2 separate regions of the Homo sapiens genome follow, and region 2 is linked to region 1. The links are chromatin loops, found by intact Hi-C in ENCODE. Cell type or tissue: K562. All regions are shown on one strand. Links, peaks and the distances in the headings refer to the core of each region. The heading gives the core; the rest is flanking DNA. Region 1 holds the start of OR6C2 (olfactory receptor family 6 subfamily C member 2). Region 2 has its middle 32 kb from the start of OR10A7.

Evidence for each region. Peaks named below come from ENCODE experiments on the same cell type or tissue, not always from the same donor. Only the 100,000 strongest peaks of a DNase experiment are listed, where the experiment ranks them.
Region 2: a loop joins it to region 1, with 2.3 times the contacts of the local background. A loop is called at or near these places in 3 of 110 quality-filtered maps.

Annotation. Positions count from the first base shown.
Region 1 is chr12:55,441,989-55,450,343 of GRCh38, forward strand. OR6C2 (olfactory receptor family 6 subfamily C member 2) reads left to right here and starts at 2,088. Exons shown (of 2, transcript NM_054105.2): 1 at 2,088-2,171. All of the region lies in intron 1 of LOC124902940 (a long non-coding RNA gene), which reads right to left. In K562, for the core only: a CTCF peak has its summit at 4,521; no DNase peak of the experiment used is centred there.
Region 2 is chr12:55,185,330-55,193,684 of GRCh38, forward strand. No RefSeq gene overlaps it. Among named protein-coding and RNA genes, the nearest start is that of OR10A7, 32 kb to the right of the region's middle. In K562, for the core only: a CTCF peak has its summit at 3,824 (motif pointing right); a DNase peak (open chromatin) is centred at 3,852.

The DNA of each region.
Region 1 (8,355 bases), core at 150-8,149:
CCTCCATTCAGGGTCCCTGACTTCCCTCAACAAACATTAAAGAAAAATAAAACTCCCTTGGGACTAAGTTTATTTCTTAGCCTTCTTTTTTCTTTTTCTTTTTGTCTACAGACTGTGGAGCAGAAAATTGATTTACATTCAATCTCTCCTACCCAGGCTAACCACTCAAAAACATGATCCTCTTTTAACATGCTGGATTCTTACTTGTATATATCAATAATCTCACTCATTATTATTTTTAAGTGCCTATTTACACTTAATTACAGATACTTTAAACTTAAGAGATTTTTAAGGCAGAGCTATGTCCTTCTGAAAAAGTCCCACACCCAACAGAAATTACATACTTAATGTTAAGATATTGAGTTAATAGATTCAGAGGCTGAAACAAATAATGTGGTAGCAACATCACTGGCATGTTCTTGCTGTGAGATGGTTTTAATATACCTCAAAGAATGACTAAATTTTATTTTTAACTTGGGGAGGTGAGATATGGTTGGATCTTCAAATCTAATTCCCAGTTGTTTGTGGATCTTCTCTATTCCCATTCATACCAAGTGCCAAATAGGCCAATTCTTTTATCAGTTTCTTTATAGCAAACAGGTTAATTCCAAATTCCCATTCATAAAGCCACAGATGCTTTTGGTATATATCTACCTTTCAGATTATCTCAGGTGATGACTTTACTAAAATTTTCACTACTGCAGCATAACCTAGGCTGTTGCTGCTATATTTTCACTTCAAAGGAAGTCTACAGGTCAAGAAATAAATTTCTTTTAAATGGAGGGGCCCTGAATAATCATTAAAAAATCTACGAAGTGTACATAAAAACATTCAACATATTCTATAGACAATTTTAATAGTATAATTAAGTTTAACAATGTTGATGGAGCAATGGTAATCTGCAAAATTAAATGAATTTCTAATATCATTATATCAAAAATATGCTATGTATAAATAATATGTAAATATTATATAACTATATATTATATATAATTGAAAATAACATAGAACTACACAAATACTTGACAATGAATCTAATGATGGAAGCATAACATACACAAAAGAAACAATAAAATCTTATTGATAAAAATTTACATAGAGGCTATGACTTTCATATCTCTTTGTTATTTAACCTTAAGCAATACTTCTGGCCAGCCCTCCAAACCTAATTTTGTGCACTTTTAAAGCATTCACAGTCAGTTTGAGATGTTACTTTTAAATACGCTTATTTAAAAATCCCAGAAACAAACATTACAAAGCTGGAATGCATTGAAACAGTGGTTCTTAATGGTGTGAACTGTTTTTGAAGGTCATCCATGTAATGATGGTCTTACAAGACATTGTCTGTAGACAGAATAAATAATATATCTGACCTATGTAATTTCTTCTGTTTTTCAAATGTAAATAAGTTATCCTATGATTAACACAATATGAACTGATTTTACAATATCTCTGTATACATAGTAACTTTCATCCACACTGATTTCCATATATGGTAGATACTTCACCAAATTATATTATGGGGGATTAGATTAAGCAAAATATTTTGATTATTAAAAAACAGACATACTCATATCCTTATAAAAGTGTATTAGGAAATAGAATCAGACTTGTGCATTATTTTTCTCATTAGCATGGGCACCAGGCCTCTATCTGATGCTATTGTTCTGCATTACTCTCTCAAAAGAAAGTGTCTCTGTTGCCTCCTATTTTAGTTGCTTTGCCAAAGTTAATTACACAGAAGCTTCATTAGTGATGTTTGAACCTGGCCACTAAGGATCCTCTATTTATTCATATGATCCCAGTGCACTTCCAAGAGATAGAGCAGAAAAAATAAATATTTTGGGGATAGAAAAGCTAACTCTCTGCTCTTCTGAAATCAGAGGAAATCTGTTGCTTTCCTCCCTTACATCAAAATTTCTTACCATTATGACAGAGTCCAAGGAAAATATTTCCAAAGTGTAAAATAAGGAAGTTTCTAAAAAGAGTGTTTATTGTAGCGTGAAAATGCAAAACTAGGAGACCTCAAGATCCTTCAGGAAGTACCTGAAGGTTGATGATCAAGTTAAACCAGTACAAAGTTACAACTTCCTTAACACAACACAGTTCAACCCATTAGGGAGCTGCCACCTGAAATCGTGAAAAATTATCAAAACAGTAAGTATTTTAAGGTAGGTATGACAATTACTTTCTCATTTGAGAGATAAGAGAAAGAAATTTTTGTTGGAGTACTCTTCTGTAATTTTGCTAGTTTAAGCTTGTTTCAAATTTTTAATATGGAAAACTGTAGCGAACATGTTTTTAAACTATTAACAGATCTTTGACAAGACTAAACATCATAGCTAGGACATATTTATGCATTCCTGTGTAGTCACACATGCAGTAGTTTGTGGTCACCCATAAAATATAAAGGACACACAGAAATATGCTTCCAAATCCTTGGAATATATACAAAAAAGCATATTACATTGCTTATATTACATTGCTTATAATGTTAGCTTTTTTCTAAATTGTAAATATTCTCTTATGGTTAAATGTCTGGCCAGAAATAATTCAATCCCTCATATTTATTAGTTCAACAAAAATGCTCCCTTAATGTCTAAGTGACACTAAGACCGAGAGACCTTTGTGTTGTTGCTCATGATGCACTGCACTGCACAAGACGATCAAGGCGTAGAAGACTATTTCACTAAGATAGCTTTTTCCTAGTGTGTGTTCAAAGGGAGAGGCATGAAAACGAAGATGACAGAAAGGATGTCAATTCTCAGTTACTTCATAGTTTATGCTGCTTATTGCACTTTTCATGACCCTGAAGTAGTTGGGAGAAAATTAGTTCTTAAACCAAAATCAAAGAAAAAGGCATAGTAAATTACTAGTACACTACTTTGCTTGTATAAAAGCAAAACTTAGAATACATTGACTTTATCTAACAAAGTCAAAAATGGTATTTGCATGAAAGAGGATTGAGGCAACATGAAAAACCTCAGAATATTTGAAAACAAGGAACTGTTTTTCTTTCCTGGAATAAGATGATGAATAGTGTGAGAGTTTCGCAAAGAGACCAGTTTTGGGGGCAGTAAGGTAATCAAAGGCAACAGTTTTAGTTTTATGGATTTCTTGAAAAACCTTGAGAGTTTCACTAAGAAGTACTAAGAAGTAAGCATATGTGACAAGCTGACTGTGTCTTACTGGCCAGTATGCTCTGTTAGCATCTTCATTCTCATTATGCCAGATTCGTACCATCTCTCTTAACAGATTTGTATTAGGCTTTCTGCATAAGTATGTATTTTCCTGTAATGGTACCTTTAAAGCAAGATGGGCCTTGCCATATGTATCACATGGGATTTTATGAAGCACATGTCCATAAGAGTAAGGAATTCATTTTCCCAGGCCCAGAAGACTGATGATATTTGCAGTAATTTTTTATACGCAAAGCAGGTGAAAAAGCATTCATATAACAAACTAATTGGTATCTTATAAGGAGATACAATTTCATTGAGTGATGGAGAAATAGCAAGAACCCTAGAGACTGTGTTGTCAGATAAGACATATGTTTGTAGCTACCATTATAAATAATTAATGCAGGCTAAGGACTGGAAGCAGTTATTGCTCCATGAACAGAAATAAACTCATTTCCTCTTGCTGAAGAATGTCATAATGGTCAGAGATGACATGAACAAAATAAGACCCATAATGCAAATTAAAGAAGCCAGTTAGTATTTTAGTCATCCTTCATTTGTGCCTGAAATTATAAATATATAAATTAGGTGATTGCTGATGGCATAAGGGACAACACTGATAGGCAGCTTAGATGATGATGTCAAGGGCGGGCAACAAACTTCCTTAATTGCCTAGGTGGTTCTCAAATATTGATGTGCATATGAAACTCTTGGTAATTATACCACAGCTATTCTAATTTCTAATTTATCCACTAGGGCCTAACCTCATTTGCCTATTTCCTGGCTAAAACGTATTAGCTCTGTGTCCCAGAAAACTATACTTGTGACAAATGTCTTTGATATTTCTAATTCAGAGAATTATACACACTAAATAACCTAGTCAAATGCAAGTATTTCTGGAAGAATAAAGTAAAGCATTGGATAAACACTACAGTAGTAATTTCCTTCTTTCCTTCTTTCCTTCCTTCCTTCCTTCCTTTCTTTCTTTCTTTCTTTCGTGAGACGGAGTTTCGCTCTTGTTGCCGAGGCTGGAGTGCAATGGCGAGATCTTGGCTCATCGCAACCTCCACCTCCCAGGTTCAAGCAATTCTCCTGCCTCAGCCTTCCGAGTAGCTGGGATTACAGGCATGTGCCACCACACCCGGCTAATTTTGTATTTTTAGTAGAGATGGGCCTTCTCCATGTTGGTCAGGCTGGTCTTGAATGCCCGCCTTGGCCTCCCAAATTGCTGGGATTACAGTCATGAGCCACCGCGCCCGGCCAGTGGTAATTTTAGTGTAAATTAAATGAGTTTCAAAATACAGAGCCTCGCCTTGTGCATGGCTTGCATCATATTTTCCAACAGCTAGGTGGAAGCATATCCTAACACAGAATTTAGTGGATGTGCTCTGACAGGAAAGCAAAGAGAGAGAAGGATCCAGAGCTGCTTAATTCCTTGAGAAGAGTGGAGAACTCCATGCAATAAATGCACACAGCCAGTATACCTCAGGGAATCAGGCAAAAAGAGGTTGGGAATTTAGAAAGTTGAGTGTGGAGAACAAAAGCTGTGGAGGCAAAATACACTTGTCACAACTTGTCTTCTGAAAAAGAGGAAGATATATTCACTCTTAGTCAATACAATATAAAGACTGAAAAAAAAATTAAAAGTGCCATTGCATTTCTGAAGAGAAAAAGAGATGAGAGGCTGGTTAAACTCAAAGTTCAGGTAAAGGATCGTGTGAGAAGGTGAAAAGTAGAAAAGGGCAAACCATAGGTCCAATAATTAAATAGGTAAATTTTGTCTTTAAGACCGTCAGAACAAGTATTCTATCTCCTCTCCAAACCGTATTGTTGAACTTACACCTGTAGATGCAATTCACCGATAGCCTAGTCTATTCACAAGGAACTTAGACCAGTGAGTCTAGGGCTGAATGCTATTCTGCAGAATGTGCTGCAGCCTGTTAATACTTACAGAAGTTACGATTCATTTAGATAGTCTCATGGTCCTCACTATATACGTTTTAACAGTTTTATTGAGGTATAATCTATACTAAAAACTGCACTTGCACACAACCATGAAACCATCACCACAATCAAGGTGATAAACATATCCATCACTCCTCCAAAGTTTCTGTGAGTCTTAAGTTAGTTTTCTTGGATTCTTTTTAGTTTTTGGGTTTTTTTTTTTTTACATAAACACTTAACATGATATCTATTCTCTTAAGCCTTTCCAGTGCACAATAAGGTTTGTTAACTATAGGCACCATGTTGTTCAGCAGATCTCTAGAACTTACTCATCCTGCATAACTGAAACTTTATAACTATTGAACAACAACTCCCCATTTTCCCATCACTTCAACCCTTGGCAACCAAGATTCTAACTCTCCGCTTCTGTGAATTTGACTATTTTACATGCCATATATAAGTATAATCATGCAGTATTTGTCCTTCTGTAACTGGATCATTTCACTTAGTATAACCTCTTGTAGGTTCATCTGTGTGGTCACAAATCACATGATTTTCTTCTTTTTAAAGCTGAACAACATTCCATTATTGTATTATATATTCCACATTTTCTTTATCCATTCATCTGTTGATGGACATTTGGGTTGTTTCCATATCTTGGTTATTGTGAATAATGCTCAATATTTAAGAGTAAAGTTAGTTCTTTAAACTCCTTATTTCTATAATTTTGCATATATACCAACAGGTGGGATTACTGGATCATATAGTAGTTATATTTTAAATTTTTTGAGGAAAGTTTCATACTATTTTCTATGGTGGCTACACCATTTTACATTTCTAACCAGAGTGTACAAGCGTTTCTATTTCTCTATGTACTTGCCCAAAGTTACCTTTTGTTTTGTTTTTCTTGTTTTTTAATAGCCATCCTTATATGTGTGAGGTGATATCTCATTGTAGTTTGATATGCATTTCCCTGATAATTGATGATATTAAGCATCTTTTTATATACCTTTTGGCCACTCATAAGTCTTCTTTGGAGAAATTTCTATTCAACTCTTTTGCCTGTTTTTAAATTGCATTGTCTTTTTTATGCTATTGAATTGTAGGAATTTTTTATGTATTTTGGAGATTAAGCCCTTATCAGATATATGGTCTGTAAATATTTTCTCCCATTTCATAAGTTGTGTTCTAAATTCCCCAGCATTCTCCAAATTACTACCATTTATCTGTTCATTTTGAAAATATAAGGATGAGTGAATTTGTATAACATTAATTAGAAATTAATTAATTTAATTATAGAAAAAAATTTAAAAACTGTTAGCTGAGTAGTCACAGTTATTTTTTCACTATACCTGGTTCCAAACTCCTGAGAATTCCAACATAGCAAAGAAACTTAACCATGATTACCCCTCCTGAGGGGTAATAGAATCACCAAAAAAGACAGGATTAAAAAAAAAAAAAAAGACCTAAAACTAAACTTTTCCTACCCACATATCTTTTACCTTATCCTGTATCTGGCTTCCATTCACTGCAAAAAAAAAAAAAAAAGAAAGAAAAGAAAAGAAAAAAGAAATATACTGCTATTGTAGCGTTGTTTTCCTTAACTCAAAAGTGTTGGGTCATAAGAAATTTAGAATGCTGTAGTATTTTAGGTGGACTGATGTACTGGAAAAAGAGGGAGGGGTTCTGACCAGGCAAAGAAAAGCTGAATAATACAGTGTTTTAAACTCCATGATTATTCCAGGCTATGGAAATGTAATGACATTATTTTTCTATTACAAGAAGTAGGTTTGTTCATATTTCTTTATGCTAAGTATTTTTGTTTCTCTAAAAACACTCCTCACTGAGGTTGGTTCTATTATAGCACAGAAAATTGGGCAACTAAATGAACCTTCTAATATGTGTAGAAAGAGATGGGTGGAACTAGAATTATGCAAATAAAAAGACTATTTCACTAATACATTCAGGTTGTATTAATCAGCAAATGTACTAGGAGTGTTGGTATGAAAGAAACAGACTTTAGGATATAAATAAGAAAGCAAATTATTTAAACAAAAAAGAAAATTCTACCTTGGTAATAATCATAAGCATAGCAGCAATTCTAATCTTCTTGACATTGCAGTATAAGCCTTTTAGCTTAATATTGTCTAAACTTTAAAATACTTTTTAAAAATGGGTTTTTCAAAAAAACTTTTAAAACTCTGCTTTTTAAGAGATAAAAATACAGATACAGTTGTATAAAAGGTACATTAACTCATTGAAAAATTGTTGAACACATGCTATGTGTCAAGCAGAGTCTCCACAGCAGTAAAAGATGTAACAGAGAAAGAACAAAGCTCCTATTCATAGTGTTTACTTTTGAGTGACCCTAAAGATCCACTGATCCTAAGAGTATTAGGATATCTTTGAACTTCTTGGGTATATCCATGCATATAATCTGTATGAATTCCACCTGATTTTTCCATAAGAGAATCCGAAGTCTCTCTTAGAAAAGAAATGAATCTTTAGACACATAGTAGGTGGTTTTGGCCTTTAAAAAAAGAGGAAAACAGAGAGTAAAACAATTCTAGTCTCTAGAAAATGATATATGAGAATCAAATTCTGGAAAAAAGGAAAAAAAAATTCTAAGTTCTTAGGAAGGAAAAGGTCAGGAAAGAGATTACTATAAACAACCAAGCAGATAACAATAGCATGTAAGGAATTATAATATCAAGGTAAAGAAAGAAATAGTTCAGAGAGCAAAAAAAAACTCTGGAAAATGTATTAGCAAAATAGCATTTGCAGAACTTTGAATTGAAAATAGTCTGGCCTTTTGTCTAAGAATGTACTAAAAATGATAGTGCAGTTTGAAACAGGTATGAAAATAAGAACTTTGAACCAACTGACAGGAATAAGCATTAAAAATATAGCTTACTGTCACTATGTAGACAAATCTGTTTTATTTCTTCACTAAACTTACCAAGAACCCTACATAGGCCAGATATAAGAGAAAATAAGGATATATAAAATATTGTCTCTAAAGAAGTTTACAGAAACATACGGGAGAAATACAAGTATAGTGAAGAGTATAATACAATGTGATATAATCCAAACCAAGTACATAAGTACTTGGGAAAAGACACAGGAGCATAGTTTCACATTCACTGTGTGGGTAAATGAACATTTCCTTGAAGAATCAATATGTATGCACCAGTCAGTCAAAAGATTAGCCTGTGCAGACAAGAGCATGTAG
Region 2 (8,355 bases), core at 228-8,227, 260 kb before region 1:
AACCCTGGAGACTAACCAGAAACTTACATAGAACTCCTTTATTGTTGTCATTAATCATCTTTGTCCTGGGAGAATATTTATACAAATATGTTAAATTAAAGATGAAGTCATTCTTAGAGTAGCATGTTTGGAACCAGCTCTATTTTGATGGTTTCCACATAGTGTGAGTCCCTCTGGGTGTGTAAACGGATACTTTATTTTCACAGTTTAGTGTGTCAGTTAGGGGGAGACCTAAGAGAGATTTGTGCCTTTGAGAAGGTTAATGTGAAGATGAGACCCGCTGGTCTCAAGTATAATTGGGTATAGGGAAGCTAATTTCTCAAGTATACAAATTAATCTGGCTTTGCCGTAATTAGCTATAGGTTGCTCCAGAGTAATCAGATGATTCCCACTGGTGGAATGAAACTTTTGTATCCTGCTGTGAATTACCTAAAATAAAGCCCGCATAAAATAACTCATAATTTTAATCAGTCTCATTGGGCCCTATTAAAAAGTGAATATAGTAAGGAACAAAATTAAAAATAACCTTAAGAAATTCCTTAGATAAATGATTACAGTGCAGCTCAAGCTTGAGACAGCTTTAAGTGATACATTAAATGTTAAAAAATATAGGGTAAGATACTAGCATTTCCTTTATATTTTCATACTTGACACACACACACACACACACGCACACACACACCATAAGATTCTGTTGGGTGGATGTCAACATTATTAGGTTAATTCCCAAAGAGTCCGTATGTTAAAAGTAACTAATATATCTGCAAACACAATTTTCTTATTCCTTCTATGGAGAATTACATCTGCCCTTAACCACAAGTCTCTCTCTCTCCTTTTTTCTAAATCTTTTTGAAGGTGTAATGTATAGCTTCTAGTTTACCACATTTTACATTCTTGAATAGCTAGAAGTTAGTTTTAAATTGATTTACATTTATTATTCCTTCAGTGAAAGTGCTGTTCTTTAATTATTTGTTAGGTTTAATAGACATAACATAGAATAAATGGGGAAAAATATCTTCCTAAAACTGTTCCCCTTCTCTGTGGACAAATTTGTGTTATAGGTTCTCTTACTTCTAGAAAAATTAATTGTAAAATGTAAATGATAATTTACCCAATTCCTTGGCATTTTAAATATTTTTTTAACTCAGTTTGAATTGCAGAATGCAATTTAAACAATTTCTGTTAGGATACTACCAAGATTTTTTTGAAGAATTCAAAGAAGATATTAGGCAAATAAACATGTTACAATCTTCACTTTGCCTGTGTAAAATACTCTTATTTTTATTTCCTTCAGCTCACATCAGATGTATAGATACTGTATGCATTTATTGCCTCATGGCTGTTGTTTAGTTGATCAGATTGAATAGTTCTGGTTTGAATTATATTCGACACTATGTGGTATAATGCATTATTATTTAACCAGAGCAGCCACACAACAGAATAATGAAATAATGTTACCGTTAATGCCCATTGAACTTTATATGAGATAAATATCAAATTACATCACAAGCAACTTATCATAGTAATTGAGTATACACAGGATTTGAGGAATAGCTGCCAAAAAATAACCCTGTCCAAGTTTTCCCAAAGGCATCTATTATACTCAGCATCTTCTAAAAAAGTTTTCCTCTTGTCATGCTAGGGATAACTCCAGGAAAATAATTATGGGAAGGAATTCCCTGACTATAATGAATAAAATTGGTAAATATGAAAAAAAGATTAAAATGATGAGAATGCTGAACCTGCAACCTACCAAAAACAGTGCAATATTGTCTTTCTACTTATCTATTCAGAATAATTAGAAGGAAAACAAGGCAGTTGCTAACTGTTGATAAAAAATAAAATATTTTATACTTCCTAATTGAGGCTAATTTTAGACACCCAATAATTAAGTCATGATTCAAATTATTTCTTTTACATTTCCCAGAATCTCGTATCTCACAGAGGTGGGGGTAGTTTTATTAAGTGAGAAATCATGTTTTAAATTTTAAAGCTATCTCTTAAAGTGGGTAGATACTCTTGGTGTCGTTTTTAGTTAAATAAAATAATTTTAGTCTTGATAATAAGTATCAGATGATTATGGGACAGAAATTAATTATTCTTAAAGAAGTGTTTAATTATAATTGTCTGAATTATAGAATTCATGCATATAAATAATCCCCCAAAAGACTGGAAACCATATTCTACCTAAAGATAGGAAATGACAACCAGGTGAAAATAAAAAACCCTGCGATTTAAATTTTAGGTGCTCTCTTAAGTACCTTAAGTGTTTAATACCTTCAAATGCAAAAGATTCTGTGTTATGTCATAGATGCGTCTTAAATAATCTAACAAATAATTCAAAATGAATACTATCTGTATGCATTCTAAATCAGTAACCAATTAGAATTCACTTAAATAGCTTCATCAGTGCAGAGTCTTATATTTTTGAAGGCAGTTTATTTCATTTTCAAAAAACTCTGCTTCTTAGAAAATTTTCCTCACATTGAGCAGCGAGGTACTTTCATGTTGCTTCCTCCCATTGTTTTTTGTTATACTCTATGTATCCTTGAGAATAAATCAAACCTCTTGATACATCTGTTAACCGTGTAATGGCAATGACTTCAGTCTTCTTGTATAACATTCAACTTTCATAATGACTTCAGTTACATCTTATCTGTCATGGCTGAATATGACAATACTGGCCACCCTTATGAATGTACTCTACCATATTATCTGGGCCTTTCAAATGAAGCAATACCTAGAATTTAACACAATATTCATTCATTCATTTATTTTACAAGTACTTATTTAGTATGGTTTAGGTCCTTCTTTAAGGATGGGGATATAACCAATAGGCCTTTTGGACTGAACACTGTGGAAATCACTGATGGACATGAGAAAAGCTGATTCTCCTCTCAAGCAGTTTGTGTTATTGGGGAGAGAGATGCCAAAGAGTTATAAATTCTATGGACAAAAATAGAGTTAGACGACAGAAAATGAGTCATATTTGACATGTTCTTCATCTGGTATACACACACAACTGAGCAAAGGAAGGAATAATTCTATTTCTTTGTATAAATTTTAAATTGCTTAAACAAATGTAATACTGTTAATAAAATTGCATTTGTCACATTATACTGAAAGCTAAAATGTCACAAAGTGTCAGGTTTTTTTTAAAGTTTAAAAATGTTCAGACATGAGATCATATGGATACATGGTGGGGAACACCACACACTGGGGTCTGTTGGGAGGGCATGAGGAGGGATAGCATCAGGAAGAATAGCTAATGGATGCTAGGCTTAATACCTAGGTGATGGGTTGATCTGTGAAGCAAACCACCATGGCACACGTTTACCTGTTTTTAATCAGTAACTAAAAATTCTGCCAAACAAATGGGTGACTTGTTTATCTTGTAATATATGAATACTATTTGTTGAATTAATTTGTATTATTTTTGAATTATTCTTAAAAGATGTATGTATTAATATATGACGTTTGATTAAATAATAAAATTAATAAAATTTATTTTCATTCATGAAATTTGTAGGGGAAATCACAGAACAATGTAGTCATATGAAGATATGTCAAACTAGAAGTATAATCTATAGTAAAATTAATCTTTTCTAGAATAATAGAAAGATGGAGAAAAAAACTGTCTCTAGAACTTTAGTTAAAACGTCTTTTGAATTATTATATAGCCATTTTTAGTTACTTATTAAAAACTAACAAACCTGCATATCCTGCACATGTACCCTGGGACTTAAAATAAAAGTTGATACCAAAAAAATAAGTTCAGACATGACATATATTCACATACAATCACTATACGTTCTCTCCACCAGATGGCACTGTTAGGTAGCTTTTCATGGGCATGTCACTATCCTACACTTATGGGGATATAAGCTGCCTCTGAATTTCTTTGAATAGTAGGGTGTATCATTATATAGCAATTTCCTTCTTATAAGGCATTTATTTGGCAATTAGTAACTTAAATTGATTGTATTTTAAAAATTGAAAACGTATAATTTGGTGAAAAATGTGTGAGTGTACAAAATTCTATTTTGGGTAATCATTATTGTTACTAGATTAATCAATATTGCCAGATCAATCAATAAATAATAACAGATATTTGACACCTACTTTTAGGCGATGAAAACTGTATGCAGAAACTGAGAAGACATTATTTTTTGAATCTTTTTAAAGCAGTATTTTAAATTTTCAAAAATTAAAACATAATCACACTGCATGTATTACCACCCTAAAAATGGTATGGACGCTAATCATATGTTTTGGTTTGTGTATTTGGAAAATTTTTCTTCAGTTCAGGGAATCATATCACAAAGAGAACTTTTGCATTATATGATTTTTCCAGCCCTTTCCTTCTGTGGAAAATAGAAAAACCTCATAAAATAAAGTTAAAATCAGTAGGAATTCTGCCAAACAAATGAATGACTTGTTTATCTTGTAATATATGAATACTATTTGTTGAACTAATTTGCATTATTTTTGAATTATTCTTAAAGGGTGTATCTATTGATATATTAGATATGTTTGATTAAATAATAAAATTAATAAAATTTATTTTATTCATGAAATTTGTAGGGGAAATTACAGAACAATATAATCATATGAAGATTTATCAAACTAGAAGAATAATCTATAGTAATAATTAATCTTTTCTAGAATAATAGATGGAGTAAAAAAACCAATTCTCTAGAACTTTAGTTAAAATGGCTTTTGAATTATTATATAGCCATTTTTTAGTTACTGATTAAAAAATCCTTAACTCAGAGTGATGTAAGCAAATGATAAAACAGTAGGAGGAAGTTATTATCTCATGTCACAGAAAATTCCAGTGCATAACTAAAGCTGGGTTCACAGGCTTCTATGACATCATGACTCAAAACTTACACAGTTCTAGGTAGTATTTTCTTCCTATTGATACTACTGCAGAGTTACTCTCTTTGGTTGTGCTACAGCCTCAGAAGATCCACAGTTATATCCTCTCAGGTTCAAATCTAATGGAAAAGATAGCACTTCTATTTTCTTAAGTGAAAATTCAACTTCGTTTAAGTGGACCTGAGTCATGTATCAGACTTTGAGCCAATCTCTTCCGTGAGACCTTGGTCACATGCCTACCCCCATGTTCTCTGCTGCTAACATGTAGTTGGAGAATTGGCAAGGTGTGTTTCTTTAGTGAGAAACAAGGTGAAGGGAGAATGACTGCTAAGGAGTCGAAGATTCAAAAAGTGCCTCTCACATTAGGAGTAATAAGAATGTAGAAACAAAAGCAGAGTAAACATAAATAGAATACATTTCTTCCTTCTCCTTCTCCTTTTCCTTCTTCTTTTTGAGACAGAGTCTCACTCTGTTACCCAGGCTAAAGTGCAGTAGCGTGACCATAGCGCACTGCAACCTGGAACCTCCTGGGCTCAAGTCAAGCAATCCTCCAACCTCAGGCTCCCAAAGTGCTGGAATTATAAGCATGAGCCACTATGACTGGGTGAATAAATGTCTTTATTATAAATCAGGTTAGATGGGTGTCAAGCAAATGTACTGATTTAGTATTTTATATATTTCTAATTTTCTATCAAATTTCTGAAACTCAAAATGCATATCGATTAGTTGATTTTAGGATTGGGGTGGGGTTAGGTACAATAATACCATGTGACTGAATTAATATTCCATGTCTGTGTTTTTTAAAATACATTTATTTTAAGTTCAGGGGTACATGTGCAGGTTTGTTACATAGGTAAACGTGTGTCATGGGGGGTTTGTTGTACAGATTTCTTATTGCTCAGGTATTAAGCCTAGTATCCATTAGTTATTTTGTCTGATCCTCTCCCTCCTCCTACCCTCTACCCTCAGATAGATCCTAGTGTATATTTTTCCCCTCTATGTGTCCATTTGTTCTCATTATTTAGATCCCACTTACAAGTGAGAAGATGTGGTTTTTGGTTTTCTGTTTCTGCATTAGTTTGCTAAGGATAATGGCATCCAGCTCCATCCATGTCACTGCAAAGGACATGATGTTGTTCTTTTTTATGGTTGCATAGTATTCCAAGGCATATATGTACTGTATTTTCTTCATCCAGTCTATCACTGATGGGTATTTAGGTCGATTCCATGTCTTTGCTATTGTGAATAGTGCTGCAATGAACACACACATGCATGTGTCTTTATAATAGAATGATTTATATTCCTTTGGGTATATGCCCAGTAATGGAATTGCAGGATTGAGTGGTATTTCTGTCTTTAGGTCTTTGAGGAATCACCACAATGTCTTCCACAATGGTTGAACTAATTTACACTCTCACCAACACTGAGAGTGTAAAAGCATTCCTTTTTCTCCACAACCTCCCCAGCAACTGTTATTTTTTTAACTCTTTAATAATCGCCATTCTGAGTGGTATGAGATGGTATTTCATTGTGGTTTTGATTTGCATTTCTCTAGTGATCAGTGGTGTTTAGCTTTTCTTCTATGATTATGGGCTACATGTATGTCTTCTTTTGAGAAGTGTCTGTTCATGTCCTTTGCCCACTTTTTAATAGGGTTGTTCGTTTTTTTTTCTTATAAATTTGTTTAAGTTCTCACAGATTCTGGATATTAGACCTTTTTCAGATGCATATTTTGAAAAGTTTTCTCCAATTCTGTAGGTTGTCTGTTTACTCTGTTGAGTTTCTTTTACTGTGCAGAAGCTCTTTAGTTTATTTAGATCCCATTTGTCAATTTTTTCTTTTGTTGCAATTGCTTTTGTCATCTTTGTCATGAAATGTTTGCCCGTGCTTAAGTCCTGAATGGTATTGCCTAGGTTGTCTTCCAAGGTTTTTATAGTTTTGGGTTTTACATTTAAGTCTTTAATCCATCTTGAGTTAATTTTTATATATGGCTTAAGGAAGGGGTCCAGTTTCAATCTTCTGCATAGGGCTAGCCAGTTATCCCTGCACCATTTATTGAACAGGGAATCTTTTCCCCATTGCTTCTTTTTGTTCATTTTGTGAAAGATCAGATGATTGTAGGTGTAATATTGCTCTTTTAATTCCCCCTTTTAATGCTTTGTCTCTGTCAATTTTATAACCTTCAGATATCTATTAGTTATTAAAATTGAGAGAATTTAAAAATTTTCAATCTCATTTAATTCAAAACTCAGGCAATGCCAAATGTTTTTAGACCTTATATTCTCCTGTGAATTGATATGTCATGAATGAGGGAGAGAAAAGGGCACATTTCTTTACTGAGTGAGTCCCAGACAGTGATAATATGTAGTTAACAATGCAGTTCTGTCAATATGATTGCATGTTATTCCACAAAAGCTATTAGGTTTCCCAATGATAATATGCATCATTTTCTTGCAGCACTGTTAAGTCTACCTTACTTCAGTGTTGAGAACCTCTTCAGAAAGGGGCCAGCTATATTGCCGTTGCTCCCCTTGTAGTCTATACCCAAAACCTCTTCTCCTATTTCCTTCACAAGATTAAATTTTAGTGGTTATTTATGGAACCTGACATAATAATGGACACACTGTTTTTCTTAACTCATGTGTATCGTTTTCCCACTTCCAAGCTTCTTTCAAATAAATTAATTGCACTTGTATTAGAGTTTGACTCTAGAGTATCAACACTAAGATAAAATCAAAAAACTTTCAGGTTGACAAAATGTCTCTGAACATTTACATTTTTGTCAACTTCTCTAAAGTTGCCATAAGAAACCAACAGTTTTTTAAAGTTCTTTGTTTTAGTGTCTTATAGAAGACTTGCTTTTTATTATTCAAAGAGACAAAAACAATATATATTAGCTAGAATATATACACCGTGACAAAAGAAAATTATATTTAAATCAATACATTTAAACAGGGTTTACAATAGGTGTAATAAGATTGTATGTCTCAAAGGCAGACATTTCCCTAAGTCTTTACTCACATGAAAAACAAATAAACAAACCAACAAAAAACAGGTGGATAAGAGCAAAGGAAAACTCATGTTTCAGATAAAGAATTCAGGTCTCTCACTGGATTTACAAACTAAATATTTAAAGTTCTTTCATGGTGTACACCACTCATTAGTATTTATTAACAGTTGGTTATTTAATATGTATGACCTTAAGATGTACAGAGAGCACACTAATTAAAGGAGCATACTCCAATTAAGAACTTAAATTCTAATAGACTATATTTGATACTAAAATAGTATTACTTCCTGTTTATTTCATTTTTTGTTTTATACTCATAAAGGATATTTCATTTTCCTCAGGAAAATGGCATGAAACATACTGGACTTAATGCTATTACCACTGGAGAAGGAGAAAATGGTAGCTTGACACATGAGATGCCCTGTAAATACTGTTGAATGAATGAATGATTAACAATTGAATGA